Regions from separate parts of the Homo sapiens genome. Here region 1 is linked to region 2. A link is an interaction called in ENCODE POLR2A ChIA-PET data of the cell type or tissue named here. Cell type or tissue: CD4-positive, alpha-beta T cell. All regions are shown on one strand. Links, peaks and the distances in the headings refer to the core of each region. The heading gives the core; the rest is flanking DNA. Region 1 has its middle 370 kb from the start of MYT1L. Region 2 has its middle 310 kb from the start of MYT1L.

What was found. ChIA-PET counts read pairs that join two places held together with the same protein. Peaks named below come from ENCODE experiments on the same cell type or tissue, not always from the same donor. Only the 100,000 strongest peaks of a DNase experiment are listed, where the experiment ranks them.
Region 1: POLR2A ChIA-PET joins it to region 2 with 6 read pairs; 2 of 35 experiments call an interaction of 5 or more read pairs at or near these places.

Annotation. Positions count from the first base shown.
Region 1 is chr2:2,689,506-2,704,926 of GRCh38, forward strand. No RefSeq gene overlaps it. Among named protein-coding and RNA genes, the nearest start is that of MYT1L, 370 kb to the left of the region's middle. RefSeq lists enhancers at 6,892-7,393, 7,394-7,893, 13,641-14,598. In CD4-positive, alpha-beta T cell, for the core only: no CTCF peak of the experiment used is centred there; a DNase peak (open chromatin) is centred at 9,256.
Region 2 is chr2:2,637,944-2,653,364 of GRCh38, forward strand. No RefSeq gene overlaps it. Among named protein-coding and RNA genes, the nearest start is that of MYT1L, 310 kb to the left of the region's middle. RefSeq lists an enhancer at 9,273-9,887. In CD4-positive, alpha-beta T cell, for the core only: no CTCF peak of the experiment used is centred there; DNase peaks (open chromatin) are centred at 8,558 and 8,898; H3K4me3 peaks cover 733 bases; H3K27ac peaks cover 986 bases.

The DNA of each region.
Region 1 (15,421 bases), core at 4,337-12,336, 51 kb after region 2:
CTTGCCAGCTGCGCTTACGCCCTGCGCGTGACGGTTTGCAGGGAGCAGGCGTCTAACGGCTCCGCCTGGGCAGGGACCTTCCCCAGAGCTCCTCAATGCTCTGCCCAGAGCAAAGGGCTTACCCGAAACCCTCCCGATCCATCTCAGCAGGTGCATTTGGAGAACAGAACTCCCCCAGAGCCTGCCTGATGTAAAACTAATGCCTTCGAAGTTTCAGAGCCAGGGATGGGGCTGTGGGGACAGTAATGACCAGGACACAGAGGGGCGTTTCCAGGGCTTTCTGTGTCCATCATTCCAGGGCACCAGCCTCAGACAGAGCCCTCTTGACTAGTTCTGTGGCCGGGGACACAGCGCTCATGAGGGGCCAGTTGTCTTCCTCCCAATCAGGTGCCCTGGGGAGACATCAACTAGGAAGACCCCCAAGGCCCTCGTCTGTGGAGAAAGCCTGAGTGCCTGATGTGGCTCACAAGCCACTTCAAAGCCACCGCTGTGGCTGCTCGGGTGTGGGATCCGGCTGTCCTGCCCATTCGATGTTCCAGCCCCACCTGGCCTAGGTACTGCTAGAAAGGTGGGAGGGTCTCATCAGGCCACTGTGCTGGGTGACACCTGGGGGCTGCAGCATGGGGAGGAGCCGTGGAGTGCAGCAGGCAGCCCTGACCACTGCTTGGTAGGCTTGTCCTCACTCCCCCACCCTCCATGCATGGGCTGCTGTCCTCACTCCTCCACCCTCTATGCATGGGCTGCTTTCCTCACTCCCCCACCCTCTATGCATGGGCTGTTGCTGTCTGGGTGGGATCCTCCAGGGTGCCTCACCCATGGGAGCTTAGTCCGGCACATTCTCTGGTTCTGTTCTTGCCTTCTGCCTCCCATCTGCTGCCTCCTCTCCTACATCCTCTTCCCTGAGTTCACACCACCCTCTCTCCTCCCTACTCACACTGTTCCTGTTTGGCCCCAATCTCCATGAGCTGGCTTCTGGCACGGGGATGACCCCAGACCAGGGAGACGGCCCAGGTCCCTGTCCACAGCCACCTTGCTAAGCTCAAGTCCCAGGAACCATCAGCTAGGCAAAGCCTGGCCACATAAAGCAAAGAGTGGCTCTTGAAGGCCAGCATCCAGGACTGCAGGCTCCAGGCGGTCTGCCTGAGTGAGACCACACCCCAAATAGCACCTGAGGGGCATGAGCAGAGAAAGATGGGAATGGCTCACTGGTCAAACCCACAACTCTCACACTATCACCTGTCACACACATTCGTCACTCACACCCGTGGTTCTCAAAAGCTCACACCATTAATCTCTCACACATCTTCATGTCTCACACCTTCACCTCCCACACCCTAACCTCCCACACACATTCACATCTCACACCCTCCTTTCTCACTTCCTCCCCTCACACTCCCTCCCCTCTCACTCCCTCCCCTCTCACACCCTCCCCTCTCACTCCCTCCCCTCTCACTCCCTCCCTTCTCACTCCCTCCCCTCTCACTCCCTCCCCTCTCACTCCCTCCCCTCTCACTCACTCCCTTCTCACTCCCTCCCCTCTCACTCCCTTCTGTCTCACTCCCTCCCCTCTCACACCCTCCCCTCTCACTCCCTCTCCTCACTCCCCCCTCACACCCTCCTCTCTCACTCCCTCACAAAGGTAACTAAGGCATTACTGCCTCCCATCTAGAGAGCTCCAACCCCGGCCCAGGTCTGCCACTGTCATGTCCTGATTGATATGGTTTGGCTGTGTCCCCACCCACATCTCATCTTGAATTGTAGTTCCATAATTCCCATGTGTTGTGGGAGGGGCCTGGTGGGAGATAACTGAATCATGGGAGCGGTTTTCCCCGTCCTGTTCTCATGGAAGTGGGTAAGTCTCACGGGGTCTGATGGTTTTCTGAGGGCTTTCTCCTCTCACTTGGCTCTCCTTCCCTCATCTGCCACCAAGTAAGACGTGGCTTTACCTTATGCCATGATGGTGAGGCCTCCCCAGCCATGTGGAACTTTCAGTCTATTAAACCTCTTTTTTTCTTTATAAATTACCCGGCCTCAGGTAGGTCTTTATCAACAGCATGAAAACAGACCAATACGCTGAGCTTGAGCGAGGCACGGCACCGATGAGCTCTCCACTCGTGAGAATCAGGGATCGGGCTCTGTAAGGGTGACCACGCTCTGTAGATAGTCGGGTTTCCCAGAGCTGCCTCAGGGCCTTGAGAGGTTGGGATTAGACCAGAGGGCAGGGCTCTGGAGCCCCAACCCTTTTCTGTAAGTGGCCCAATCTTCTCAGTTTTTTATATTGGGCTTCATGGTTTATAATTCATGTCTGAGCACCATGGGACCAGACTTTTCTGAGGTCCCTCCATGGGTAGCCCTCCAGGACAGCTCCGAGTCAACACGTGGGTTCCTTCTCCTCCTGCAGATCATTCCAGGACACAGATACCTCCCTGTTCCCTGTGGCCAAGTCTGACTCATTCTTCCCAACTCAGCTCAGGTGTAGACTTCTCCATGAAGCCACCTGACAGCTGCACACTCTTATCCTGGAAACCTCCCACCCTGTGTCCATGCCCGGGATCCTCCTGCAGAGATGTGTCTGTCACAGAGTGGGCACTCTGCAAACGTTTGTACATGAATTGCCATGACAGCAGCCCAGGATGCTGCTCTCAGAGATCTTTGAGTTCTTTTCAGTCTCTGACCCAGGAGTATGGAGGCATTACAGCAGTTGCCAAGGGACCCACTTCATACACCTCTGTAAAAGACCTTTTCTGTTATAGGTCTCAGCAAATATCTGCCAGACTGAATGGGGAATGGTCCTGTGTTTCACTGGCTCTGACCCCAGCTCCTTTGTTTGCTGGACACAGATCTGTGGTGCAGAATCCTCAGTGAGCCTCTGGATGAGCCACCCACAGTCTGTCTTTCTGGCTCTGAAGCACCTGCTACCTCATCTCAAAAATACCACTGGATGGATTAACTGGATTCTGCAGCCCTTCTGATATCTTGTTAGAGAAAACAAGCGAACTAGAAATCCACTGGCTTTAACTTTCCTTCCCAAACACAGGCCTGTCCACTGGGGAAATCTCTCAGCTGCTGGGTTGGTATTTCTTTTCTAACAAACCAAAACAGTTACCTTCCTCTTCCAGGCACGGTGAAGAGAAAGATGACAACTTGGAGTGATTGGCTTATATCTCTCTGATTGTACTCCTTGGACCAGGGCTGCTAAGGGAGATAGACCAACACATTCCCAATCTAGCCGGATGCACCAGAAAGGCCATGTGTTCAGACTCAATTCTGCACGCCTCCCCCAGGCGGCTGCTCTGCACAGCCACAGCCTCTCTGGACACCCCCACCTGCCAGGTCCGCTGTGCTCAACTCTTCCTTCAACCCGGCTCCTCATCTCCAGAGCAGGACCTCTTCACTGCTTCCCACACTTCCTCCCCAGAAGGAGAGAATACACAATAGAAAACAAAGGAGACATAGAGAGAAAAGCGGAACTCAGCAAAGAGCAGAAAATGTAAGCGAGGGATCCCAGGAAATTGCATCTGAAGCCTGAATCGGCGTCTCCCTCGTGGACTGTTCACCATTCCCCATCGCTGTCTGGGAAGGTTGTCTCCATGGCAATGGGGACCACCTAGTTAGTTCCCAACTCGGTCTATCCTGGGAGACCCCGAGCAACAGTCTCTCTTCACCGTGGCTCCTGCCGGCTCCCTGACTAGCAACAGTCTCTCTTCACCGTGGCTCCTGCTGGCCCCCTGACTACTGGTCCTCATAGGCGCTTTCCAGACACCCACACCTTCTCGACAAGCCAGTGCAATCAGCTGCCCGAAGGAAGACACAGAGCTTCCATTTCCAAGTTGCTCCTGCCTGTACCCCACCACCTTATGCCATTAATAATGGCGGTGCCCCACCCCAGCACACACATCTGACAAGCACAGTTGGCCCGGGGCAAACTCGGCTTCACTGAGCAAAATGGAAACACAAGACAATTGCAACAGGGTCTTCCACTCGCCTCCCTTGCAAAACGCAAAGTTTCTCTCGTCTACTTTGGGAAGTCTGAGTGTTTTCTCTTACTCCAGGTTTACTTTCCCACCATTGTCCTGCCTAGCACACCAGGAAAATTTAGCAACAGCAGAAATCCACCTTGGACAAATTTTGTGAAACCTTCCTGCAAAATCATCATCCCCCTCAAAACCAACCATCCTCCAGACAGTCTTCACCATCAGGCTAGACACATTTCCTGTCTGGAATATCCACTTTTAGGCAGACTGAGGCTGGAACGAGGCAAGAGAACCGTCCAGCTCACAAAGCACAGGCCGGCAGTGGCTGCAATGAGTGGCCGCCTTCTGGGGCTGCTGCCTCGTCACACTGATTTTATTTTTCTGATGCTCTATAATGAAGTGTACCAATTAAAATACGCTGGTGTCATCATGTGTTGCCTCAAAAATAAGTCTCTTTTATCATACAAAAGAAAAATAGCATTTATAAAATAAGAGCAACCCTCCCGCTTACTTGCTGCTAAAAAAAGTCAGTGCACTTTTCCGGTGGACAGTTTAACGCGACTCGCCGTGTGAAACACGCATGGCTTTTGACCCAGCAATTCTTCTTCTGGAAAGGTGTCATTAAGCAGATAACAGGGACTTCTGGTTAAACATGGCGGACCTCACACAGTGTTCATTCCTTCTCTCTCCTAATCCTCTCTAAAATGAAAACTAAAGGAATAAAATGTTGTAAATACACAAAACCAAAAATAATAGGCAAAATGAGAAAATACAGTATCAGGTAAAGTTGCCAACGTAGTGTGTGTGGCAAAGATGGTGTGTGGAGCTGAGAAGGCTGAAGCCCAGGCACCTGGAAAACGGGGGCTGTTAGGAATTAAGCCCTGCTCTCTGAAGAACCCGGAGAGGCTCCCGAACTGGAGCACCAGTAGCTGTGGGAGGTGGGGAGCCTGCGGGCTGAAAAGGAAGAGTGTGGACAAGGTCTGCATGAGAGGTATAGATGCCTGTCCCACACCCCTCTCCTCCCCACATGGCTCCTTGCCCTGGCTACTGCTGAGGACGTAAGGCATCCAGAATGACATGGAAGCTGTTAACAAAAGACCGGTGATATCTGTGGAGGCAACGGGAGAACCTTATTTTCTAAAAGCAAATAGATTTTGCTTTTAGAAAAATCTGTGATTGTGGACACGCAGCCTTTGGTGTAAGACACAGGTGGAGGGATCAGGGATTGGGAGATGATGAAGGCAAATCCTTCAGAATAGGAGTTTAGGGGGAGTTCGTTGCAGGATCTAGACGGGAAGGCCTTTAAGCGAGACCTTGCCGGTCTCTCTGCATCAGCCTCAGGTGGCCTGCGGGTGGTCAGTGGGGAATTTTAAGCCAAGGTCTGGCTCAGCACCAACGACAGGAACTGGTCTGGCCTGATTGTAGAAAGGGAGGTCCTATGACACTTTCACAACATCTTCCCGAAGACAGAGAGTGGGTGGCCGCTTCCTTATCCTGCCATGGCCGCCTGCTTGTTTTAACTCTGAGTGCATCAGGTGGCCACAGGGAGCCCCTTTTGTCTGTCGGCTGGGAGCACACTTAACAAAGCTTACATTCAGGAACACATGCCCAGTAGAGGTCGGAGGGGTGCGATGTTGGAAATGAGATTAAATAAATGCCTACGTAATATTCACAGAGACCCCAGCTCTCTCCTGAAGCTCAGCTCCAAGAACGGTGGTGGTCAGGGCATGGCCGCACAACCTTACCTTGACCACTCAGGAAAAGGCCTGGCTGTTCCCAAACAGAAGATTTATAGATAACCACAACAAAGCCGCCAGCTTCCAGCCCCATCATGCTGCAGAGACCTCACCACGGGCGGGCCCCCTGCACATGTGTGGAAGCTTCCCATCAGGGTCAGTGTCTCTCTCCTCAATGCAGGCAGAAAGGCGTCTGGAGCGGGGAGACCACGGCCAGCAATAGACACTGCAGATTTAGTGGCAAAGACGGGGGCAGAGCTGGAAAACTGAAAGAAAGAGAGAATAAAATGAGAACAAGAACCAGGGTATGAGCTGTCGGGAAGATGCTAAGGAAAAAAGCCTACCACAATCTTCTCATCCATTCTTCTGCTTTATTCAAACGTTCGGGTCCTTGTCTGGCCTCAAGAAGGAATAAGAGGCAGGGTATCTCAAAATTCTGCTAGGTTTAACATAGCTTCTTCTTGGTCTTGTCGCTTTCTGCATTTTTATGACTTCCCAGTAAAACTCAGCATTCGGGGAGGGAAGGCAGAGAGAGTGCAAAGTGGGAGAACCCGGGACTGGCATTGGTGAGGGGGCTGTGCTGAGGTCAGAGGTGATCCTCTCTGGCCCAGCAGAGACCTAGAGCCTCTTGACAGTCGGGTCCAGGTGAGTGAAATGAGAGTCAAAGCCAGGGTGGAGGGGTGTTGCAGCCTCCAGGGAGCTGGAGACTGGTACCGGTGAGAGGGAGGACTAGGAAGGGCACAGGGAGAAAGGAAAAGAACTGCAATTTGAAGGTCCTGATGTTGAAAACTCTGATGAGCTCCCAGTAAAGTAAGTAGAGCTAAGACGATTGTCCTCAAGGCTAAGATGGATTAAAAGGTGGCCATGGAGGTGACCACAGCCTCCTCTCATCGCAACAGACAGGGAAGAGCAACACGGTGAGCCACAGGCGGGTCTGCCTCCCGCTGCCTTTGGACTCAATATCGACCTTACCTGAATTTCCAGCCTGCTGGTCTGCAGACTTCAGATTTCCCAGCCCCACAAAGGAGTGAAAAAATTCTCTGAAATCAATCTCTCTCTCTCTCTCTCTCTCGGTCTATTTCTCTGGAGAACTCGGACTCATGCAGATTTTGGTCTGAGGAAGGTGAGAGTGAGCTGTGTTTTCATTCAGCAGGGGTGACTGGAGCCTGGACTTCCCTGAGCCTGCACACACAAGGATCCACAGTGGAGGGCTCCTCCATCTAGACTGGTCACCATGGAAGCAGAGAGTAAAAATACAGCTGAGAGGGGTGGCCGTGGAAATGTGTGTGACTCACTCGGGAGCACCAGGATGCACACAGGAGGAGCACCAAGGATGAGCACGGGAGCACCAAGAATGCACACAGCAGCACCGGGGATGCACACAGGAGTATTGGGGATGCACACAGGAGTATTGGGGATGCACACAGGAGTATTGGGGATGCACATAGGAGCACTGGGGATGCACATAGGAGTATTGGGGACGCACACAGCAGCACCAGGGATGCACACAGGAGCACCGGGGATGCCCACAGGAGCACCAGGGATGTGAACAGGAGCATTAGAGATGCATGCAGGAGCACCGGGGATGCACACAGGAGCACCAGGGATGTGAACAGGAGCACCGGGGATGCCCACAGGAGCACTGAAGATGTGTGCACAGGAGCACTGAGGATGCGCACAGGAGCACCGGGGATGTACGCCCCACCCAGAGCCAGGAGGAGTCTGGATGACTTCCTGAAAGTCATGAAGCTTGGGTGAGTGGGTGAAACGGAGGGAACATTGGCACCCGAGCCCAGATGGCCATACCCACCGATTCCAGAGGCAGGGCACTGCACACCGGGAGTGTGTGTGTGATGGTGGCTGGGTGCAGGGACAGAGGCTTAGTAGACACAGGCAGCAAATGTGCTCAGACACCTGGCATCAAGGGCTCGTGCATCAAGTTAGAGTTTGGGTCTTACCATGTGGGCTGTGGAGTGCCTCTGAATATTCTAAATGGGGAAGTGACTTGGTCAAGATTTTCACTAGGAATATATGTTGTTATTTATTATAGTCGCCGTGTTATGCAATAGGTCACCAGAGCTGATTCCTGCTACCCATCTGAAACTTTGTTCCCTTTGGCCAGCATACCCTAAGAGAGGATTTAAATATGTTCTTCCATAAAGAAATGGCAAACATTTGAGGTGACAGGTACTCTAATCAGCTTGATTTGTTCATCCCACAATGTGTATATATACATATACTGAAACACATTGTACCCCATAAATATATGTAGCTATCATTTATTAATAAAAATATAACAAATTTGAAAACAAAAAAATTAAAACATCTCCCCCAGGAAGATCTCTCTGTGATGGATTTGAGGGAGTGAAACCAGAATAGTCCTCCTAGGAGGCTGTAGTGGTGCTCCAGGCCAGAGAGAAGGGTGTCCTAAGCAGCTGAGGCTGCGGGAGGGTATGTGAAGGAGACAGAGTAACAGGACTTGCTACTAAATAGCCCACGATGCCCAGGAAAGGAACCCAGGATGTGTGGACATTCTGGTTTGAGAATTGCACAGAGTCTTCGACGACGCACGAGGAGGAGTGGGTTTGGGTAGAGAAAAGACATCAGTCCAGCGAGGGTGGTGATGGGTTTCGGAAGAGACCTGGGATAGCGAGGTGCCTGGACGGCCACACCACTGTGACCAATTTGCTTATGCAGGTCACACCCAACAGTGACAGGATCACAGGCTGAACTATCCACCAGAGCCTAGATGTGGCAAAGACGAGCCCATGAAATCATCCACACTGTGCACTGGAGGAAGATGACAGGGGATGGGGCATCCTCTGTAAAAAGCAGGAAGGAGGAGGATGTCCTCAATAGCATTCTACAGTCACAGAACTCTATCATTTTCAAGGGTAAGAATGAAGGCTTTAAGTGGTATTATTCCCATTTTACAAAGAGGGAAACTGTTACAGAGGGATAGCTTCCACCCTAGTTCCAGTTTTGTGGATATGATACTGGCTCTTGGAAGCGAGGTCCTGAACCTGACATGACGAACCTGAGGGCATACCCTGTAATACCCAGGACCTCGACATGATCGAGGACACTTTCAGAGGGCAGCCCGGACCAGGAACCCTGAGCTCCGGCCTGGGCTCCTCTCCTGCAGCCTCCCTGAGCCGGCACTGCCAGGCGTGCACCTAATGGCTGCTCGCGTTCTCTGTGACTTCCAAGGTGGGTGACAGGAAAAGGGAGCTACATTCCCTGGGCTGGTGGCTCAAGCCCCGTGGCAGCATCTGTTTTTAAGTGATATGCACATGACAGTTTTTATGGCGTCCTTTCTGATATCAAATCCTGTCTCTTCACTTCCAACCCAGAATTAATTGAGAATGTTTCTTCCTTAGGTTTGATGATTCTTATGGTTATTGAGGCCCATGTGCACAGGTAAGAAGCTTTATATAAGTAACCATAATACCTTGCATTTTTCCAGTGTGTATTTTTTCTTGAGAGATCAAAAGACTATGGTATCGCCCTCCTGTGGCTGAAAGGAAATGTTCGCTCATGTGCTGTGGATGCACTGTCACGTCCATGGGTGAGGTCACATTGCCTGCGTGTGGAAGCTGTCACCTGACACACGCTTACTTACCTTGCAGGGAGCCAGCAGGGCAAACACCTCTTCGTCCTGAAGCTGAGTGGCTTGGACAGGCACAACGTGGCACCAGGAGCCCGAGGGGAGCCATCAGGGCTGCAAGAACCAGCATGACCACAGCCTTCCAGTCCAGAGGCCTGGGGTGGAAGGAGGGATTTGACCAAGCCGTAGGAGTCAGGAAATGGTTGTGTTGCCAGTGATAGATTCACTGGAGATGTCCCAGCTTTGACTGTGTGGAGGCACGCAGGCTTCAGGACAGGAGCACGGAAGGAGGTGGGCGCTGCACCACCTGCAGGGGCCAGTGGTGAGGAATGAGGATGGGCAGAAGATTCAGGGACTTGACCTTGGGTTCAAGGACATCTGGGCTGTGAGGAAGGACAGATGCTCTGGCTGGAGGCCTCGTCACCTGGGACACCAGGCCTGGAATGCAGCTCTCCATCCAGCCCCCGCTCGCTGCTGACGCCTCCTGCTGGGAACAAATAACTCCCAGGGGAGGAAATAAAGAGGGCACACAGAGCTGTGAGCGCTGTCCCGGTGCACCACGGATCCAAGTGATGAGGGTGAAAGGAGAGGCTTCGTTTTCCTTTGGCAATCAAATTTTAAAAGATTAATAATCCAGGTTGTTACTAGTGAGTGGGAGAGCAGCGACACACACATTGCCTTACGCTGATGGTAAAAGTAAACGTGGAATAAAATGATACTTACAGGAAGCAATAGCTGTCAAGGAACTTTGGGGAACTTTTCCTAATTAAATAATCTAAAACAAGAAGAAAACTGTATTCACCAGGATGTTCGCGACACTGCTGTTTATGGTATTAAAAATAAAAACAGTACCATGTCCACAGTTAGCGAAATGGTTCATGATAACACTACTCTGCAATGTAAAGGGGAGTTCACACACCGAGAACGAGGAAATGACAATGAATTGACATGAGAATGACTGAACCAGCAGTGACCTGCGCAGTGTGGCTCCTGGGAGAGGCCTGGGCCAGTGTGTAATCTCACAGCCAGAGTCCAAGCCACAGGGGAGACTCCCAGAGCCTCCCTAAGCTCTACCTTCCCGCTCTGTAAAGCAAAGATAGAAATGCGGGTCTCAGGCCAGGCGCAGTGGCTCACACCTGTAATCCCAGCACTTTGGGAGGCCGAGGAGGGCGGATCACTTGAGGTCAGGAGTTCATGACCAGCCTGGCCAACATGGTGAGACTTTGTCTCTACTAAAAATGCAAAAATTATCTGGGCGTGGTGGCGCGTGCCTGTAATCCCAGCTACTCAGGAAGCTGAGGCAGGAGAATTGTTTGAACCCAGGAGGCAGAGGTTGCAGTGAGCTGAGATCACGCCACTGCACTCCAGTCTGGGTGACAGAGTGAGACTACATCTCAAAAAAAGAAAAAAGCAAAAAGAAAAGGAAAAGAAATGCTCATCTCATGCGGCTGGAGTGGGGATGAAAATCAGATAATGAATCAGACGCACCGTGATCACATAATCACCGTTAAGCACTTTAGATGGAAACCCAGATTTCCTACCTGGTGTTCTGCATAGATAACACCAACCAGGTGTAGACGCGGCAAAGACACCTGGAGCCCTCTCAAAGCCAGCTGGGGTTCTGTACATAGGTCTGTGACAGAGGCAGTGGTGTGAGACCTCAATGCTGAACGAAACAGGGGCTGGGTCAGAGAGGGCCACTGCAGACCTGAGCCCCTCCTGGCTGGGCCCCCAGCACCTGGGGAGCGCAGGATGATAAAACACCAGCGAAGGCTCTTTAATTGGTTATCTGCATGCATGCCTTTAAGCCTACGGTTTTGTGAATAATAAATAATCCACTTCAGAGTTTAGGGTCCATTCTCTTGGCTGATTTTGTTGCAGCCTTTATAAAAATCCTGCCCTGTTATTAACAGGCTTTGAGATTGGGAGCAAGACACTTTCCTTTTTGGACTCAGTTTTACTATCTGGCAAAATATGTGGGAAGACTCTGAGACGTACGGTCCTTGCCAGGCAACTTTTTTTCCTCCTTCAGGCCTAGACTTGTGGGCTGGTCCTTGTCTTCACAGCCAGGCTGTGCCAAGGTCACAGTCAGGAGAACGCTCCAGCCCTGGCTGGCTCCCCTCCATCCTCCCCTTCCCCTCTAGAGCAGACTCTAATAATAATGATGATCATGGTGAACCCTCCTCTGCATCTTGGAAGGAGACAATTTAAACGAAGTCCAACTAAGGCAAAACATTTCTCTTTTCTTTTTCCCCTTCTTATTTTTTAATTCTACCTCTCCAGAATAAGGAACACATTAGGAAGATAATAGGGGAATATGTGTGGGAAGCAAAGGATTCTGGTTCTCTCAGAGAAGGGTGACCCCCACCAGCCTTCACTGTCCTCGGAGGGCCCGCATGTCCCACGGTGCTTCCAGGGCCCTCGTTGGGTGTGGGCATTGGGGGCTTGGAATCGCTGGCTGGCAGGAGAGAGGGCCGCTGAGAAAGAGCAGCTGACATGGGCAAAATCCCCAGAACATGTGCAGGGAGCAGGGAGAGTGACTTTCCCACCCCACAGCTGACAGGGACGTCGCCTGCAGGTCCCACGCGGGGCTGGCTCTTTACCTTCTCCAGAGTTCACAGCACAGGTGGCTCGGGCAAGGCTGGGCTCAGAGACAAAGAAGGCTCTTTCCAGAGCCAGCCTCCTGCTTTTTCCCAATAGGGACAGCCCCCTCCCACCGTGCACTTGGAAATTTTGCCTCCCCACACCCGTACGCGCAAACCCACATGCAAGGTGGAGAGACTCCGTCGCATGTCCCGAGTCTGAGGACATGACCGGAGCGGAGTCCGGGAAGTCCCTCAGGGGCAAGCACAGGGGCAGCTCTGTCTGCTGATCCTTTCCAGTCTCCCTTTCTTCCGCCTTAGAGCTCAGCTCTTTGCTGTCCTAAGAAATGCAAAAAGTACAATTAATAATTAATGGAGCGAGAGCCTCTTGTCTGTGTTATTCAATGCCCAAATGCTAGGACAGACCAGCCCCAGGAGCAGCTTGAACCGCACAGATCCTGAGCTGCACTTAGAGGTGTGTTGATTTCCTCCCATCTCCCTTCCGTGGAAACCAGGGCAGGCCCAGATGCAGCGCACAGGGCCAGGCCAGATGAGAGCCAGTGCTTGCCACACGAAGGTGCACCTCAAAGGACCACCCTGATTCCAAGGGCCAGTCCATCTGCTGGATGGTGGCAGGAGGGCCGAAGTGGCAGGAGGGCCGAAAGGCACATTTGCAGTGTTCACAAACCAAAGTCACCATCACTAGACACCATGTCTCTCAACCTGTAGGGCGACACTGTCTCTCCCATGTCGCAGATGACTAAATTAAGGCACAGCAGAGTTTGCTTGAAAAGCACACTGCCAATAAGCTGTTCCATCAATTCTAAGGTACACGCTGAAAAATATATTTTAATATCAATGGCGTGTCAAATGCAGTTGGTGCCATCTTTTTAGAGTTACATAAATATCTTATAGTGATGGGATTTACTAAAGCAAATATAGGATTAGAACACTCCCCTTCCATTCAGTTACTACTCTGGTGCTCCGTTTATTGGGAACATAAGGAAACAAGATGTGCACCTGGCAGGCAGTCCCTGCCCATCCCTGTGTGCACCATCCCTTCTCCTGCCTGGAGGAAGCACCCTCCTTAAATGAAGAGGAAAGGTCCAGGGTGGTGGGCGGTGGGGGAAGACAGGATGCAAATCCTGCAGCCTGCTGAATCCGGCTGCACTCAGCCTCTGCTGCTCGCTCTGTGACTGGGGGCAGTTTTCTGGGCAGTGGGATTAGTGACGGTGCTCCCAGGCGTGCACGCAGGTGCCCATCCCATCTCTCCATGCAGTCATCTGGCTGCCCCTGGGAGTGGCGTGGCCTGTCCTCCTCCCTCTCTGCTCTCTGAGCCCTGTCCTGTGCGCTAGCAGCAGAGTCAGGGGCTCTGGGTGGGCTTCCCCGCTGTGAGCGCCTTGAAGGCAGGGGCTTTGTCGTATTCATCCTTCACCAAACCTGCAGGATGCTAACAGCACATCTGTCCTTGCAATTTGGAAAACAGAGGCGGCATACCTTCTTCATTTCCTTGCCAATTTCTCATGATTAACTGGGCTGATATGAGTATTGTGTTTCTCTATGAAGGAAGAGGACCCGTATTATAGTTTGGCTATTTCAGAGTACACCAGGCACATTCGGCAAGGCTTCTACTGAAAGGCCTGGTCAGCCACTCTGTAGGAGCTGGTGCCTGCTCATGCAGCCAAGCTTGGTTCCCTGCAGCCTCCCAAGCACAGTCTGGCCAGGTTGGTTATGGCTGTTCCTCAGGCTGCTGTGGAAGGCTCTTGTTGGCTCCGGCCCCAATCCCTCTTTCAAGTCACAGTGGTCAGGGTCACAAAACTGGTTTTGGAGAAAATGATATAAAACTGACTGACATAACCTCCACCCCTTTTGCCCCAAAAGGAGCAGAGTAACCAGCAGGCACTAGGGGGCTGCAGCCTCAACCCACAAGGGTGAGATCTTGTCATTTAGTGAACACAGCATTCAGTCTACCTCGTCTTTGGAAGGGTAGCAGGTGTGATGTTAGACTTCACAAGCCACAAACGGCACTCAGCACGTGGGAGCCCAGGGCCCCTGTGGCCTTCCCCTGTGGATGCCTGCGGGCAGAGCTCCCACCTCTCCCACTGCAGTCGGGAGATGGCAAACCCCAGGTCTGTCCTCAGGACAGCGCCTCACCCATGCTCTTCACGAGGAGGAGGATAAAATCCACCCTTCAGGGTTGTTGAGAAACTAAATGAGACACCGACTAGGGCACGGGAGGGTCCACAGAGGCCCTGTAAGAGCTGCTGGTTCATTCCTTTGTGTTTTCAAGGTCCGGGCAAGCACGGGATGGGATGGGATGGGATGGGACCAGCCATGGGGTGCGGCAGGCTGCCCACTTCCCCAGCCTGGGTCTCTGCCCAATACCTCAGACTCCATCCTGCCTGGCAGCTGAAGTGGCTCTGCCGGCTCCTTCCAAGAGCTCTCAGCCTGAGCCGCTATCGATTGTAGACACTTTGCACGAGTCCGTTAAGATAGGAGGGGAGAAAATGCAGCAGCCATCCAGAAATAATTAGAAGAGAAAAGGGCTCCCCAGATCCACCTCCTCTCTGAAAAGCCGAGACCAACGCCCACTCGTCCTCCACCCTGTCTCCATCTCATACACACACATACTGATTGCCAAAAAATGTGCTCTGAAAAATCGTGTTGGCAATTGTGTTTGATCCCGGCTTCTATGCCTTTCGGAAGGGCCTGCGCTCAAGGACATTTCTGAGCGATGTCTTGGCCACACAGCTTGCCGTTCACTCCTCCCCTCATTCCTCCTTCCCTCCCTGGGATCTCACTTCTTCTTTGTGGATAACTCTGTCCTAGGAACAAGACGGAAGCAAGACACTAGTGAAAATAAAGCAAACCACATTGTTGAGTAAGGGCTACATGCCGGGCACTGTCCTGAGCATCCTTCCTAAGAAAACCTTGCGAGTTGGGTATTAATAACCATGTTACAGATTAGGGAACTGGAGGACAGAGAAGGCAAGTGAGCTGCTGGGGTGATTGTTCATCCAGGACCAGCAGATTCCAGCAAGGCTGGGCTCTTCCCGTGACCCTGCCAGACCCCTCTTGAGCCGAGTGGAAACGGGGCTCTCAGACATGCTGGGGTCTTTGCATCCTTGTGAGAAGCGGTGGGGTGGGAGGGATCTGGACTGTCGGAACCCACACTATGCACTCCGTCCTCACGTTCCACCTGAGCCCACTGAGGCCTGGAGGGAGGGAGGCGGATGCAGGGCATTCTGACTGTGGAGTCAGACAGAGCCTGAGGGTGGGGACTGGCCTGTCACTTCCACATTTTATTTGCTTTGGGCCTGAAATTCCTCCATTTACAGTCTAGGTCTTTATGATGAAAATTTCCCTCTTTCTTTTTTTTTCTTTTCTAGTACAAAGCTTGTCCTTACTAGCTGTAAGCTGCTGGTTTCTTAGCTGGGTGCCCTATTTCTGTGTTATCAGAGGGCGGCAGCAGCAGAACAGGCAGGCCCTGAGGGCAGAGGAGGAAGGAAGAGGCCCATGAGG
Region 2 (15,421 bases), core at 5,008-13,007:
AGAGTGTGGGGGGCCAGGGCGGGATGATGGAGACAAGAGCCAGATTCTAACCTGAGAGAATCTGAAAGAGCCACAGGATCTGGGGTGTGGCCTCGGTTTCTCCATCTGAGGAATGAGGAAATTGATGAAGATGACCTCTGAGGTCCTAGACAGCCTTAAAGATTTAAAGATTTCAGAAGGCTGTTTTATATGATGGGGAAAAAAGGCAAACTCCACATGACATAAAATTAACCCTTTTCAGGTGAACAATTCGGTGGCATTGGTACAGTCACAATGTGTGCCACCAGGTGGGCCATTGATAGGTTGATCTGTTTTTGTATAGACAGGACAGAGATCAAGCAGGAGCCTGGGAAACTAAAGGAGGGGGTCTTGGCTCTCATCCTGGGCCCCATGGATGTCACTGTCCCACACACTGACAGGGACACAATCCGGAGACTGCCCGTGGGCAGGAATGCAGCAGGAGCCTGTCATGTGTCCTCAACTCCACCTGCCGCCTGAGAAGGCATCACCAACCTGCTGGGGCCCCACGTGTTCAGGCCGCAGCCCCCTAACCCTCCCTTGGGTCTGCGCGTACACAGATGCTCTTGTCACCAGTCAACAACTATGACATAAGGAGAGCTTGAAGACAGCACCAGGTCCAGGTCCTGAGGGGACCAGAAGAGAGGAGGCAGCCCAGGCCTGATGGAAGAGGAAGCCTCTGAGAGCCCCAGGACCCAGCTCTGTGTGGCTCTGGCCAGGCAGGAGGCGGGCACAGGGCCACAGAGGACCCGCATGGTGAGAGATCCCCGTGTGTCCTGGGATGGCTGGAGCTGCCGCCCAGCTCACACACAGCCCGCCTGCTCACTGTGGAGCCACATCCTTCATTTCTGCAGAGAAGCTGGGCTTTGGGGAGAATAGAAATGAGAAGCCGGCGCTGCAGCTGAGGAGGGGGATGCAGCCACGCCGGATCTGTCATGTTCAGAAAGCAAAAGATAGAGTGAGAAGCTAGCACTGACCTCACAGATTCCTCAAGGTGCTTTGTCCTCATTGCATTCCAGCACCTAAAACTGGCTGCTGCTGCCTTTCTTTCATTTTTATTTATGTTTATCTCCACCCCTTTAGCATGAGTGGTGTTTGTGAGGATTTGCTCATTTGCTTTCTCAGTGCTATGTTTTCTGGAGAAATCTGCGCTTCTGCACTTACATTCTCTGAAGACATAAAAGCTATGCTTTTTTATGGGAGCTATGAAGATGGAGATAAATATACGTGTGAGATGTATTCTTGTCTCCATGTGCCAGGGGCAGTACATGCACTGTTTTTGGTTCCTGAAACAACGGGAGATAGGCATGCATCATCTACTGAGATGATTTGGGGGAACAGTAAGTTACTCCCAGGGGGTCATGGGAGGAGCAGGGAGAGTGGAGAGGGGTGCACCTGCGGACCTCGGTGACTTATTTCCCAGGGAGAAAGCTGAGGCTGCAGAGGTCATGCAGGTGATCGGGGGCGGCTTCCCAGCGTGGGGTCTCCAAGCGCTTTTCTGAAAGGTCTGGACCGCCTCCATCTCCTCCTCGGCCCCTTGCTTCATCTGTGTGAGCTTTCTGCCATGACCCCTGGCTTCGGCAAGGGAAAGGTAATTTTTCCCTGAAGCACACAGAACGTAGTTTATGGTTGCTGCAGCGTGCGCTTCGAGAAACTCTAAATTACTGTGCTTGCCGAGACCTGCGTGCATGAATAATGGATCCAGCCCAGATGCAGCAGCCTCGTGTGCGACTTCTCAAGGCGCCTCGAGAGTCTCTCAAGGGTGCTCGCTGAGGTCACAGCCTACTTGAGCTATTCTGGGAGGGGAGCAGCAGAAATCTGCAGGTGGAGAGGAAACACCATTCCTCACCAGCATCAGCCTCCCGCAGAAGCCGCCAGAGGCGAGCTCTGAAGAGCGCAGGCCTGCCGGAGGGAAGGAGCTGGCATCTGTTCAGCTCTGCTCAAGAAGCAAGGGGCATTGTGGCCGCAGCTCTGCAGGCACGGTCCCATTTAATCCTCCCAAATGACCACCTCCAGCAGGGCAGGCATGGGATCAAAACACAGAGCGTTCTACCAGCCCAGAACAATATTCCTTCCACGATTACATGTCACGGCAGGGGAAAGTCACTTAAAAATTTAAGAGCAGCCTGGCCAACATGGTGAAATGCCATCTCTACTAAAAATACCAAAAATTAGCTGGGGGTAGTGGTGGGCACCTATAATCCCAGCTACTCAGGAAGCTGAGACAGGAGAATCACTTGAACCCAAGAAGTGGAGGTTGCAGTGAGCCGAGATTGCACCATTGCACTCCAGCCTAGGCAACAAGAGCAAAACTCCATCAAAAAAAATTTTTTTGAGAGCAAAATGTGCGGGGCTTTGATGACTGTGGCTCCCCTGGGAAGCAGGGAGCCTCACTTGCAGTCTCTTGCTGGGCTTGGTGACCTTGAGCTCATCACTGACGTTCCTGGAGCACACAGTGTCACAATGTGGACGCCATGCCTCAGTGCCTCTCTGCCATGTGGGCAATACACAGCACTGTAAATGGAGTGAGATGTCACTGGGGGAAGGGCAAAGGCTCTGCCCCAAAGATGGCACCGTGGGTCCTTCTCTCGCTCTAATTCTTGCAGACACGAGGTAGGCCGATGTCTTGGCTTGGTGTGCTGTGTCATCAGTGTGTAACCTACTTCATTCTTCCCTGTTAGTGTAAATTCAGTGACAGTTTGGGAAAGAAAAAGGCAGTTGGCACTGTGTTCACAGTGTTGGTGAACAAGCAGGTGCATTGCTCTGTGCATTCTGTATTTGCCGTCAAAGTTGCTTCACACACAGCCCTGGAGGCAGAGTAATGGCCCTCAATGACGTTCAGCTCCTAATCCCTGGAAACTGCAAATATGTCACCTCCTGTGGCAAAGGGAACTTGGCAGACATGCTTCTGCTACAGTCTTGAGACAGGAGATTCACTTGGATCAGCCAGGTGGCCCGAGGCAATCACTAGGGCCCTTAGAGGGGACAGAGGCAGGAGGGTCAGTGGCAGGGGAGGAGAAGCGAGAGCAGAAGCAGAGGCAGAAGGGGTGTGGGGCAGGAACTGGGAGAGTGGCAGCCCTTCCTGCACCACCCAGGAGCACAGTGCAAGTCCCAGTTACACCCAAGCTTTGTTTCTCAAGCACACCCCATGTTTCATAGGTGTGTTATTTGCAAACTGCTTCTCTCTGCCTGGAAAACATGTCCTTGAAGGCTCAGTTCAAACCCCTGCTCCCTGGGGAAGCTTCCCCTTACGGCTCCTCCTGCAGAGCTGGGCCCCCCACCCTGCAGCATTCTCAGCAGCTCCTGACCACACACCTGCCCTCACCATCCCTCCAGTGGACACAGAGGCAGCCCTACCTATCTCTCTCGGGGTCCCACAGCCTGGTGGCCGAGGGGTGCCTTGTGCTGTTGAGAGTGTGCAGCCATGCACACACACCAGACCTCTTCTCTTGCACACTCCTCTCTGGAGGCAGACAGCTGTGGAGGTCGGTCAGGAGAGAGCCAGAGGCCACCTGAAGATCTCATCTCAGAGCGGAGGAGAGCTCTGTCCAGACTGCTGGGGACAAGGATAGTCGCTCTTCATGGTCACAGGGTTCAACATCTGGTCTCATACCTGGGTCCTTTGTGAGTTCCCAGTGACCAGGGTTTCTCAGCAGGACTGCTGTCTCCGGTGAGGCTGCCTCACCCTTGGCTCTCCTCTGGGGCTGAGTTATTCCCACAGCAGAGCATGCCCTCCATTTCCCAGTCCCGGGTGCAACGCTGTCCAGAATCTGAGCGGCGGGGGAGCTTTGAGAAAAGCTGCTGTCAGGCCACTGTGGGTGGGGGTCAGAGGCTCTCAGCCCAGGCTGCTGTCAGGAAATAGGGGACATGGAGGGATGGCCATCGCAGTGAATCTTAACCAGGAGGCACGACTAAGGAGTGAGGTTAAGGATTTCTTTGTGGGAGCACATGAGTCACTCATATTGCCCAGGAACAGGGGTATCTGGCACTTCCGGGCTCTGGTTGTGGTGTTGCTTTGTCTGTGCTGAGACATGATCACAGAGGCCACCTCTTTTCAGCCTTGATGTGCGGTGAGACAGGCTTTGGCTGAGCTGGTGTCCTGTTCACTGTGGTGTGAGCGGCAGTTGCGGTCAGGGCTGCGTTTGCCCCCGGAAATGCAGGTAGTGCTCCTGTTCTCAGCTTCCTTGGGAGCTCTGGCATGCGGCCTGCCCCCCGGGTTCATGGCAGGGCTTGTTTGGCTTGTGTGGCTGCAGTCCATGAGCTCCCTGGTCCTTGAAAGAGACAGGCAGCCTTCACAGGCTGGCGACACCAGAGTGGACCTAGACAGCAGTCATGTCTCAGGTGAGTCAATGTTACCATGATCAGGGTTCAGCCGCAGGCATGCATCTCAACCTTGAGCAAATAATGGTATCCAGAGAGAAACCAGCCATCTAGAAAATCTAGGAAAACATATGAGGAAAGTTTGGTTTGTTGAAAAAATTTATTTCAATGAGAAAAGAAGTAGAGAGTCAGAGAGAGGGAAAATCAGGGAGAGAGATCCAGAGAGAGAGAGCGGGAGAGAGAGAGACTACAGTATACTAATTTCTGATGTAATGCCTTAGAAGCATGGTTTAAAGACAATTCTAAATTAAAATATTTTCTATATGGTTACAGAGAGTAAATCTTACTACTTATTATGTTTTATTTATCCTCATTTCGGCATTTTAATTTATAGGCTATTTAAGCCCAGCCAGTAGTAAGAGTCAGAAGAATGTTACCTCTTAAGACAACCTTGCATGCAGATTGTTTTATGTGAGCCTAGGGAATTAAACATTTTTTGTAGCACTTTTTCTTTTGCTCAAATTTGTAAACTGTATCAGGAAGTATATAAAACATAGTACACATTTTTAGAATACCATGAAATAAAGTGACAGGATGCTGTTGAATGCATTTGAACACCGTCTGATACCAACTTATCATCTTCCCAGGGTCTGCCTGCCATCATGGGGAGGTGCAAGGCGGCACAGTTTTCTGAGTAGCCGGAGCTTCCGAGAGCCAGACCCAGCCAGAGGTGGCAGCCCCATGGGCTTGGGAAGCCCCAGCTAGGGGATGGACAGCCAGAGACAGACCTGAGAGGCCACCAGGCCGACACAGGACTCGCCGTCCTGGGGGAACGAGGGCAGCCCAGGATGCAGGGAACAGGCGGCACACAGAGGCCAAACCTTAACCCCTCAGCGCTGAGAAATGGGCTCCCACGCAGCTGCACCTTGATCGCAGTGGGCTCACAAGCAGGGCAAGACTGAGCCACGTGGTGTGAAATTTGATTGCCATGGTGCTGAGCAGGCGTGGGACTGGCACGACACTGGGGATCTCTGCTGTCACATTTCCTTACACTGAACAGCTTGGCTTCTGGCGGAGGAGGCACTTTGGCCGTAAGAGGCTGAGTCCTGACTTGCCAGCCCCGGATGCCCACCAGCCGCTGTGTCTGCGCCAGATGCTCTGTGCCCCATGCTAGAGGCTGGCTGTGCTCTGGGGTTTGGTGCCTCTTTCTGTCACTGGGAAGGGACCCAGGGGTCCATCCAGCCCCTTCTTGGGCATAGACATCAGGGAATGTCAGGTCATTCTGTCGCATGCCCAGGAAGCTCAGGCCACAGTAAGCAAGCCAGGCTGGACGACATCACCGGGGTCAATGTCAGCCCACGTTGGCCACCAGACGTCCTGGAGCACCAGGGTTTCAGCAGCTGGACTGGGGCCTCCTCCAGCCCGTGGGCCCCTGGGCTGTCTCCCCTTGTCTGACTTGGTGCCAACTCGAGAGAATCTGGTCCCAGCAGAGGGAATGCAGGAGGCCCAGCCTAGGCACAGGGGTTGCTGCCAGCCCCGACCCGGCTGAGGCCCCAGCAAGCCGTGAAGCAGAACCTGTCCAGGTGGCATCCTTAACTTCTTGCCCTAATATTACACTAACGCCAGCGACAGAGCACACAGCAACACAACAACAACCACACACCACCACAACAACACAACATCACAACACAACAACAGCACACACCACCACCGCCACCACATTACATTCCCACCAGTGAGAGAGCACACGACAACACAACAACCATGCAACCACACAACCACACCACACACCACCACCACCGCAACACAACATCACAACACAACCACACAGCAGAACAACAACCACACACCACCACCATATTACATTCCCACCAGTGACAGAGGACACAACCACACAACAACAACACAACCACACAACACAACCACACCACACAATACCACCACATCACAACACAACCACACAGCAGAACAACCACACAACCACACTACACCACCACCACCACCAGTGGCAGAGCACACAACAACACAACCACACAACAATGACACAACCTTATCACACACCATCACAACATCACAACACAACCACACAATGACAGAACAAAACACAATCACAGAACCACACCACCACACAAAATCACAACAACACAACTGCACAACAGAAAAACAATAACACAACAACACAACACTACACAACACAACACCACCACCACAACAGCAGCAGCAGAGCGTCCCGGAGTTCCCCGCCTGCTCTGGAGGCTGTGGCCTGGCCACACAAGCTCTTCCCCTCCTCAGTCTTCCACAGGGATTCCTGCCTGGTCAGGCCTCTTCTCGGAGACTTGGTGAAGTAGAAGCGGGCAGAGATAGGCAGGAGCTGCAAGCTAAAAGCCACCAATGACCAGACTGGAGGAGAACCTGGGGTGGGAGATCGCTGAGCTGAGCTCAGGAGCAGGTGTGGATTGAGAGGAGCACGTGGCTGTGCCCTGTCCTCTGGGCTCAGAGCCCCTGGGACTGCATCCTGTGAGAGCAGCTCTTGCCACCACCTCCCCTCCACCTCTGAGCACCCTGTCCACCATTCCAACCACCATGTCCCCTCCACCTCTGGGCACCCTGTCCACCATTCCAACCACCACCTCCCCTCCACCTCTGGGCACCCTGTCCGCCGTTCCAGCCACCACCTCCCCTCCACCTCTGGGCACCCTGTCCGCCGTTCCAGCCACAACCTCCCCTCCACCTCTGGGCACCCTGTCCGCCATTCCAGCCACAACCTCCCCTCCACCTCTGGGCACCCTGTCCGCCGTTCTAGCCACCACCTCCCCTCCACCTCTGGGCACCCTGTCCGCCGTTCTAGCCACCACCTCCCCTCCACCTCTGGCCACCCTGTCCACCCTTCCACCCACTGCCTTCAGAAAACCTGGCCTCCTCGGCTGCCTGCACCTTGTGTGCTCCCAGATCTCTGTGTGGCTCCCACACAGCACTCGGCCGTTCTGCCTGACATGGAAAGGACCAGGGCTGAACACGGTAGCAGCGCCTGCATGGCGCAGGCTGTGGAGTTGACAGAACTCTTCCACACATTGTCTAAGTGTCTCTTGTACAACCTTGTGAGAAAGGACACTGATCAGAGGCCATGGGGCTCGCCAGCATCCACGCTCTCCCCTCCTTCCTGGGCACACAGCTGGGCTCGTATCTCCAGCCCCCTTGGGCTGCAAGGTGGAGCTCTGGTCACCGGAATGTGAGCCGAGAGCCCAGCCCCACTTCCAGCCATGAACCTGAGAGGCCCCTATGAGCCTGAATTTCCTCCCCAGTGGGCTGATGGGGGAACCCTTTGAGGACCGGCGGGAGGAGCCACCACATGGAAGGGCCCTGCTGATCACCATTCTCCTGCAACGCGAGACACAGCCAGGGCGGGGGTCAAGGAGGCTTCCAGGGGCACACTGTGAGCAGGAGCCCTCTCTGGACCCCGCAGGGTCAGGTGGCCTTACTTTCATTCTGCACCCCGCAGGGTCAGGTGGCCTCACCTTCATTCTGTACCCGTGGCACCTGCTTGCCTCAGTTGGCTCTGACCATGGTGAGAAACAGACCTCAGTGTTGCCAAGCCACTGAAATCAGGTTTCCTATAGGAGTTATAGGAATTCAGCTCTATAGCAGTTATACTCATCCTAACTAATACAGGTGGATGGGTATTCTGTGTTTTTTTATTCAAAAGTGAGGAAACCATGGTTTTAAAGCTCTGTGATTTACCCGAAGTCACACAGCAGAAAACTGAGCCGAACTCCTGTTAGCATACAAGGTGCCAGTGTAGACCATCTGGTGGGTTTATTCTGCTGCTTCACACACCTGGCACCGACCCCCTCGCATCCAGGGCATGTGTGAGTGCAGAGACCCTGGGGGTTATTCTATTATTTACCCCACACAAGCCTCACACAGAACCTCGCATGGCATAGATGGTGCTCAAGAAACTGATGAATGGATAATCCCTGGGTTAATGTGGAATGCAAGTTTTCTGTAAGTTTAGTTTATTTAATTCAACTTTAAGTTGGATAATTATTGTTTACTTTGGGAAAAAATTGTTGAATTTCAGTTGTTGAAGTCTGTGAATGACCCTTGAGTTTAAAAGTTAGGGAAGGATGAGCCTGAAGAGCTTTAATTAATGCACTGAAGAAGGGTGTGACAGAAGGCTTTGCACTCGTCACACCTACGCATCTTGTCTCCAGGAGGTAACAGGGAGGGTGCGGGGGAGGCTGCTGAGTGGTTTTGAAATTATACAGAGCTGGATTTGAACCCCTTTCAGCGACATGCTTTCTGTGGGACTTCTCTAGGACTCATTTTTCTTTTCCATAAAACAATGTTAAAAAGTCCTATTTCTAGTGTTGTTAATAAAAAACAACATTTATTAATCATTGACTATGTGTCACAAACTGTGTTATGCATGTATAGACATGGTCTTATTTCATCAAGCTACTGTGGCTGGTGAGTGGCAGAACAGAAACTGAAGTCTGGGTATCTCTGACTGCAGAGCCCACGTGTTTACCCCATTTCTGGCACCTCCTCCAGAGCACAATGTGAGTTCAGATTAAAGGAGATCACTGCGGTGAAATGGAAAGCAAAGCCCTTTGATCTGGCAGCTCTCAGATTGCTAGTGCCTCCCTCCCAGCCCTCCTTCCTCTCCCTGCACCTTTCAGCACCTGCAGGTGGGATCCTGACCCTTCCATCTGGGCCGTCCCCCAACTCCTCATGTCTTAGCTGTCCCACTCCGAGTAGCCCCAAGAGGAGATGCCACTCAGAAAACTCTTTGGGGACTTAAAAAATTGAGGTACAATTCATACACAATTCTGGAGATTTTAAAATCTAGACAGAGAAACTGTTCTCTTGCTGGTCACGAAGATATCAGTTTCAGAGCAGGAAGTGGCCAGAGGCCAGAGGCCCCAGCCTCTTGGAGGAGCTGATTTGAGAGAAGAAACCTGAACCCTGAGAAGACCAATGAGAAGGAAGCTCTGAGGACACCTGCCCTGGGCTCCGCACCCATGGTGTGCGCCGCTCCCACAAGCTGGTCATGTGGGCCAAGTGTTCCTCTCAGAGGGTGCACAGCTTAAGCTGGCTTTTGCCTCATGCAAGCGTTCGCTCATCCTCAGAGGTACATATTATTATGTTTTACTGACAGAAATCCTGACAACTGTAATCCATGCGGTGACTCATGTGCACCTGCAGGAAATGAGCCATCCCCTCGGCTTGGAATTCTCTCCCCTCCACCCTCGTAGCTTTCACTCCTTTTCTTCTTAAGATCTCATCTTAACGAAGTCTTCCCCGACAAGCTTTTCTGAGGGATGCCCTCCCTCCTGCCCATTCCGTCCACATTACTGCATGATGTTCATTGCCACCAGATCACTTATTTCAAGCTATAATAGCATACTTATTTGTTTATATGATTATTTTCTGTATACCCACATTATTTGGGAGAATTTCAGCTGTGTGAGTAATAGGACACTGAAAATAACTGGGTCTTAAATAAGACAGAGGTTTATTTTTACCTCACATAAAATAAGTTCAGAGATAAGCAGTCTGGGGCTGGTGTGACAGCTCCACAAACATCAGAGACTCTGGTTCCCTCAAGTCCACTCCTCAGCCATCCCCACATGACATGACCCATGCTCCAAGAAGGCTGCTTGAGCTCCTGCCCTCGCATTCCTATTCCAGCCAGTGGGAAGTGGGAAGGGACTGAAACAGAGATGCCTTCTCCCTTATATAGGCACCTTCTGGAATTTTAACCCCACTCTTCTGCTCCTGCCTTTTGGATCAGAGCCCATTCTCATTCTCTTGTCTACAGAGGAAATGGGGGAATATAATCTCATATTTGATGGCCACGTGTCTCACTAAGAATTTGAAATTTTACAATTAAGAAGGGATAAAAGAATATTGGGGGCGGGGGGAATCTCTGTCCTTCTCCACTCACAGGCAGTGACACACAGGAAGGAAGGTGCCACGTGTTTGTGGCTGACCAACAGGTACCCAGCACTGTGCAGAGTCAGCACCCAGGGCACAGTTGTGAAAAAAATGAATGTATGGAACAAATGAACTCCTGCCCTTATCTAGACTGTTCAGAGAATCGGATGACAGCTAGAGTGTTTGAAAAACTGCTCTTTCCGGCTGGGCGCGGTGGCTCACGTCTGTAACCCCAGCACTATGGGAGACCAAGGCAGGTGGATCACTTGAGGTCAGGAGTTCGAGACCAGCCTGGTCAACATGGTGAAACCCCATCTCTACTAAAAATACAAAAATTAGCAAGGTGTGGTGGCACATGCCTGTAATCCCAGCTACTCAAGAAGCTGAAGCAGGAGAATCACTTGAACCTGGGAGGTGGAGGTTGCAGTGAGCTGAGATCACGCTACTGCACACCAGCCTGGGCAACAGAGTGAGACTCTGTCTCAAAAAAAAAAAAAAAAAGAAAAAGAAAAAGAAAAAGAAAAACTCCTCTTTCCCATGTATTATTATGCAGAGAATTAGCAAATCACTAGGCAAGAAACACAAGAACAATGATTCTAATAATTTCACTCTATGCCCAAGCTTGCTCATCTGTTGGTTTGCATTCCCACGCCTTCCCCTTCCTGTCTCCTGCTCCTGTCGAAAGGGAATGGGGAATGTACCCGGCCCTCTGGTCGTCTGCGTCCCGTGTTCCCTCGGCTGCTTCACCTTCAGCCTCCGCATCCTTCCTTTTCCTTAAGGCTGGAGAGTGTTCAGTGCCTTACACCCAGACCCCACTTCGTTAATGGCAGAACACAAAGCCAGGACCTCCTCCGACAACACATCCCTCTCCTGCTGCAGGCTGTGCTTCTCCCCGTCCTTCTGCAGCCCCGTCTCTGGACAGGCAGCATTCCCCTCCCTCACTTCTGCGGCCGGGATCCAGCCCCCGTGGGCTGCTGAGGTTGGCAGAGCTGCTGAAAGACCTCTCTGTCCAGACGCCCAGACTCCGACGATGCGGACCTGCACTCGGGCTGCCTGCTTCCTCGGTGGTGGGACGTGGGACTCTGCTCCTCCCCACTAGCCTCATTTGGTTTCCAGGCAGCCTCTTTCCTGAGCTTCCTGCCTCTGCAGCCACCTCCCGGCATCTCCTTTGCAGTCCCTGCATCCTCCTGCCCCACGTGTAGTGATGTTCCCAGGCTACGCTGTGGTCCTTCAGTTCTCACTCCCAGGAAAACCTTATTCCAGCAGTGTCACTGCCCATCCATGGCACTCGCCACGTCACGCCGCCAGTGCAGATGCAGACACAGCTCACCACGGAGTTACCCTTAGGGGCCTCATTAGAACCCATAGCTCAAGTTCCTCAAGGGTTCCCAGCCATGCCTATCTCTCCTTGTCTCTAGATCCGGCCTCTGGTTGTCCAGGGCAGCCTACGTTTCCTCTCCTGTGCCCTCACATTCCACTTAGCGCCAAGTGCTGCTGGTTTCCCTCTCAGGCGCTTCCTCTATCTGCCGCTGCCTCTGCACCCCATGGGCGCTGACCTAATCCTCTCCCCATGGCCTCCCCAGGTTCTGCCCCAGCGTCCGCACAGGCTCCACACTTCCACCTGAGGTGGGCCCAGGAACATTTCCCACGGAAGCCTGGTTACCCATGCGCCCTCTCTGAGCGAAAGCCTTCCTGTTACCCTAGACCCAGCCGTGGGAGCTGATGGTGATGTTCCTGATACCTGTCCAGCCCAGCATCCTGGATTATCTAATACACACCCTCTGTGGCCGTCTGAGTCCCCTGGACTCCCTGAACACGGTGCCCTCCCCCACGCCCTCCTCTGCCTATGAGCGCCTTCCTCGACCTGCTTAAAGCCCCACTGATCACTTTCATCTTGCCGCTCAGCTTGGACATCTCCAAGAGGCTTTTGTCACCTGTTCACCTTGGTGCTTGTTGTAACTGCGCTTAATTACTCGTGTAGAAATGGGACTCCGTCTCACCCACAGGGCTCCAGGCCCTATGAGCAGGACAGGGGTCAGAGGTCACATCTGATTTGCTCGCTGCTGCGTCCCTGAGATCTGATTTGCTCACTGCTGCGTCCCTGAGATCTGATTTGCTCGCTGCTGCGTCCCTGAGATCTGATTTGCTCGCTGCTGCGTCCCTGAGATCTGATTTGCTCGCTGCTGCGTCCCTGAGATCTGATTTGCTCGCTGCTGCGTCCCTGAGATCTGATTTGCTCGCTGCTGCGTCCCTGAGATCTGATTTGCTCGCTGCTGCGTCCCTGAGATCTGATTTGCTCGCTGCTGCGTCCCTGAGATCTGATTTGCTCGCTGCTGCGTCCCTGAGATCTGATTTGCTCGCTGCTGCGTCCCTGAGATCTGATTTGCTTGCTGCTGCGTCCCTGAGACCCAACCAAGGGCCCAGCACACAGGACGGTTTCAGGCATTATGGGCACATTTGCCTCCTGCCTGTCTCCTCCTCAAACGCAGGATGTCAGCACCAGGGCCTGGAATCATCAGATCCTCTGTCCCAAGCTGGAGACCCTAGCGGAGAGGGGTTCAACATGTATTCCGTGGAGTAAATGACGGAGCATTTCTGTCGCTCAGGCTTGGACGCCCTATTTGATGATACAGCATTTCTGCACAGTTAGGCAGGGTCCACACAGCCATCAGAGAAACGTTATTCCTGCTTGGACAAAATGTGCACACTTTTTATTAACAGGTTGTTTGGGGAAAGATGAGGGTCCTATTTGAGTTTTTAAAATCCCGATGCCAAGGGCAGGATCCTGGGAGGCCAGGGCATAACATAGCGTGGGTCCCAAGAGGTGAGCCTTGTGCCTCTCCAGCGCCTCAGCCAGCCTTCCCCAGGCTCCCCGCATCTCTGAGGGGTCAGGTGGCTTCCCAGATCCTGAACCCCTTTGCAACACAGTCTTGGGGTAACCCACCTGAGCTGCACTGCAAACCCCATCACACTCTGCTGGAGTTCTCCCGGGCTTCCCATGGCCTGCAGGAGAAACAGCCCCTTGCCCGGCACAGATCTCCGTCGGGTCCAAGCAGCAGGCGTGCTCTGCCCACGTCTTGCACAGTGCCCAGCATGGTGCTCTCACAGGACAAGTTCTCAGAGGGCCCTTGGGTACCGGTGATGTCACAGAATGTTTTGCGGGTCTTCATCAGGTCCTTAATAATCTGTTGCTTGTGTTTTTTTCACTGTTAGGAAGAATTGGCCTATGCTGATATACTAGTGATTTTATTGCTGTCTAGACGTGATCTCCTGCACACGGACCTCTATAGGAAATGAGGCAGGTGCAAAAATTTGCAGCAGCAGGTGCCATGAGGCCTGAGAAAGACTCAGACACAGAGAATAGCAGGGAGGGAAAAGTGCCCTGTGCTGGGCAAACAGGAATCAGGGACACAGACCTGGCTGCAGGGTGGGGCCAGTTAGAAGAGTCACTGTGGGAAAGCAGGGAGGCAGGCTGGGAAGAAAAACAACTTTTACAGTCCCTAGAGGGAATTCAAAGGAGTTGTCCTCATCCATTTGGATGAATACTGATTCTTAAATAAAACCAGACTGTAGATTATACACTCTTTGTGTGTGTATGCTATATGTGCATTTGTATGTGTACCTAAATACTGTGTGTGTGCATGCTATGTGTTTGTATGTATATGCTATGTGCTTGCATGTGTGTGTATGTTGTGCATGTGCATGTTTTGTATTCTGTATGTGTGTTTATACTACATTTGCACTTGTGCTTATGGGGATATGCTATGTTTGTGAATGTGCTTGTATATTATGTGTGTGTTTGCATGTGTGCACGTGTTCTACATGTGTAATGTGTGTGCATGTGTATGTATGCTATGTGTGTGTTTGTGTATGCTGTATGTGTGCCTGTGTGTGTCTACATAATATATGTTCATGCACAATGTGAGTGCATATGTGCACGAGATGTGTGTGTATGTTGCAATGTGCTTGTGTGCGCAACATGTGTGTTTGTATGCTGTGTGAATTTATGCTATATGTATGTGTGTGCTATGTGTGTGCTAGTGTGTGTGCCTACATACTAGATGTGTGTGTATAGTGTGCATGCACTCTATGTGTATGTGTGTCTGCTATATATGTGTGTTATATGTGTGTGTGTGCTCTGTGTGTGCATATGTGTATGCTGCATGCATGTGTGTGTGCTGTGTATGCACATGTGTGTACTCTATGCATGTATTTGTGTGTGTATGTTGTGTGTGAGCATGAGTGTATGTATGCTAAATTTGTGTGTGTGCTTGAATGCTATATGTGTGGGCATGTGTGTGTACATGTATACTTTGTGTGCATTTATACTGTGGGTGTGTGTGCACATGCACTGCCTTCTGTTCAGAGTACAGGACACACAGTCCTCCACAGGGCCACACATACAAGCCAGGGAGCCCAGGTCTGGGGCGTGTCTGCCTCCCACCCTCCAGATACAAGCCAAGCAGAACCAGCTTCTCCCCCTACATGCTCAGGACACCACAGACTTTGCCAAATTGCAACTCACTGTCTATCTCCACAACTTGACCTTTAGCTTCCACAGCAAAGTGCCTACCTAACTTTAAGCTGCTGCCCCAAATAGATTGCACACCTGGTATCAGCGTCTACAGACAAATGCCTCACTGTTGTCCAATAAATACTGATGACATTGGCAAAGTTATGGCCTTGGCCCAGCATTGCTCATTGAAGTGATAAACCAGCAGCTTTGACATCTAAACTCATTCCAAAAGCAGTTTAAAAAAACAAATGAAGCAAGATAATTCAATGACACTTCACAACTTAAATTTTAGAGAGACAGTTAGGCTGCGGGCTCCCTGACTACTATTTCCCAGCTCCTGACTGTACGGATGATGCTTATTTCCTCTGATACCAAATTAGAAAACTCAAGTCTCTGTCTCCTGAAATGGAAGAACCATCAGCAGAGCCTCAATGCCACGAAGCCCGTCTGCCCAGGAGTCTCGGCTCAGCCCAGCACATGCTGCCCTCTTCTTCAGATCAGGGCATCAGGCCGTTCAGTTTAAATAAAAGACTCCAAGACACTGAAGGCAGCTTTGGAGAAACCTGACAAGGGCTAGGTGAGAAGTGAATGGCTGACAAGGAGCAGGGAAGCTGCATTTCTCCTCCCCTC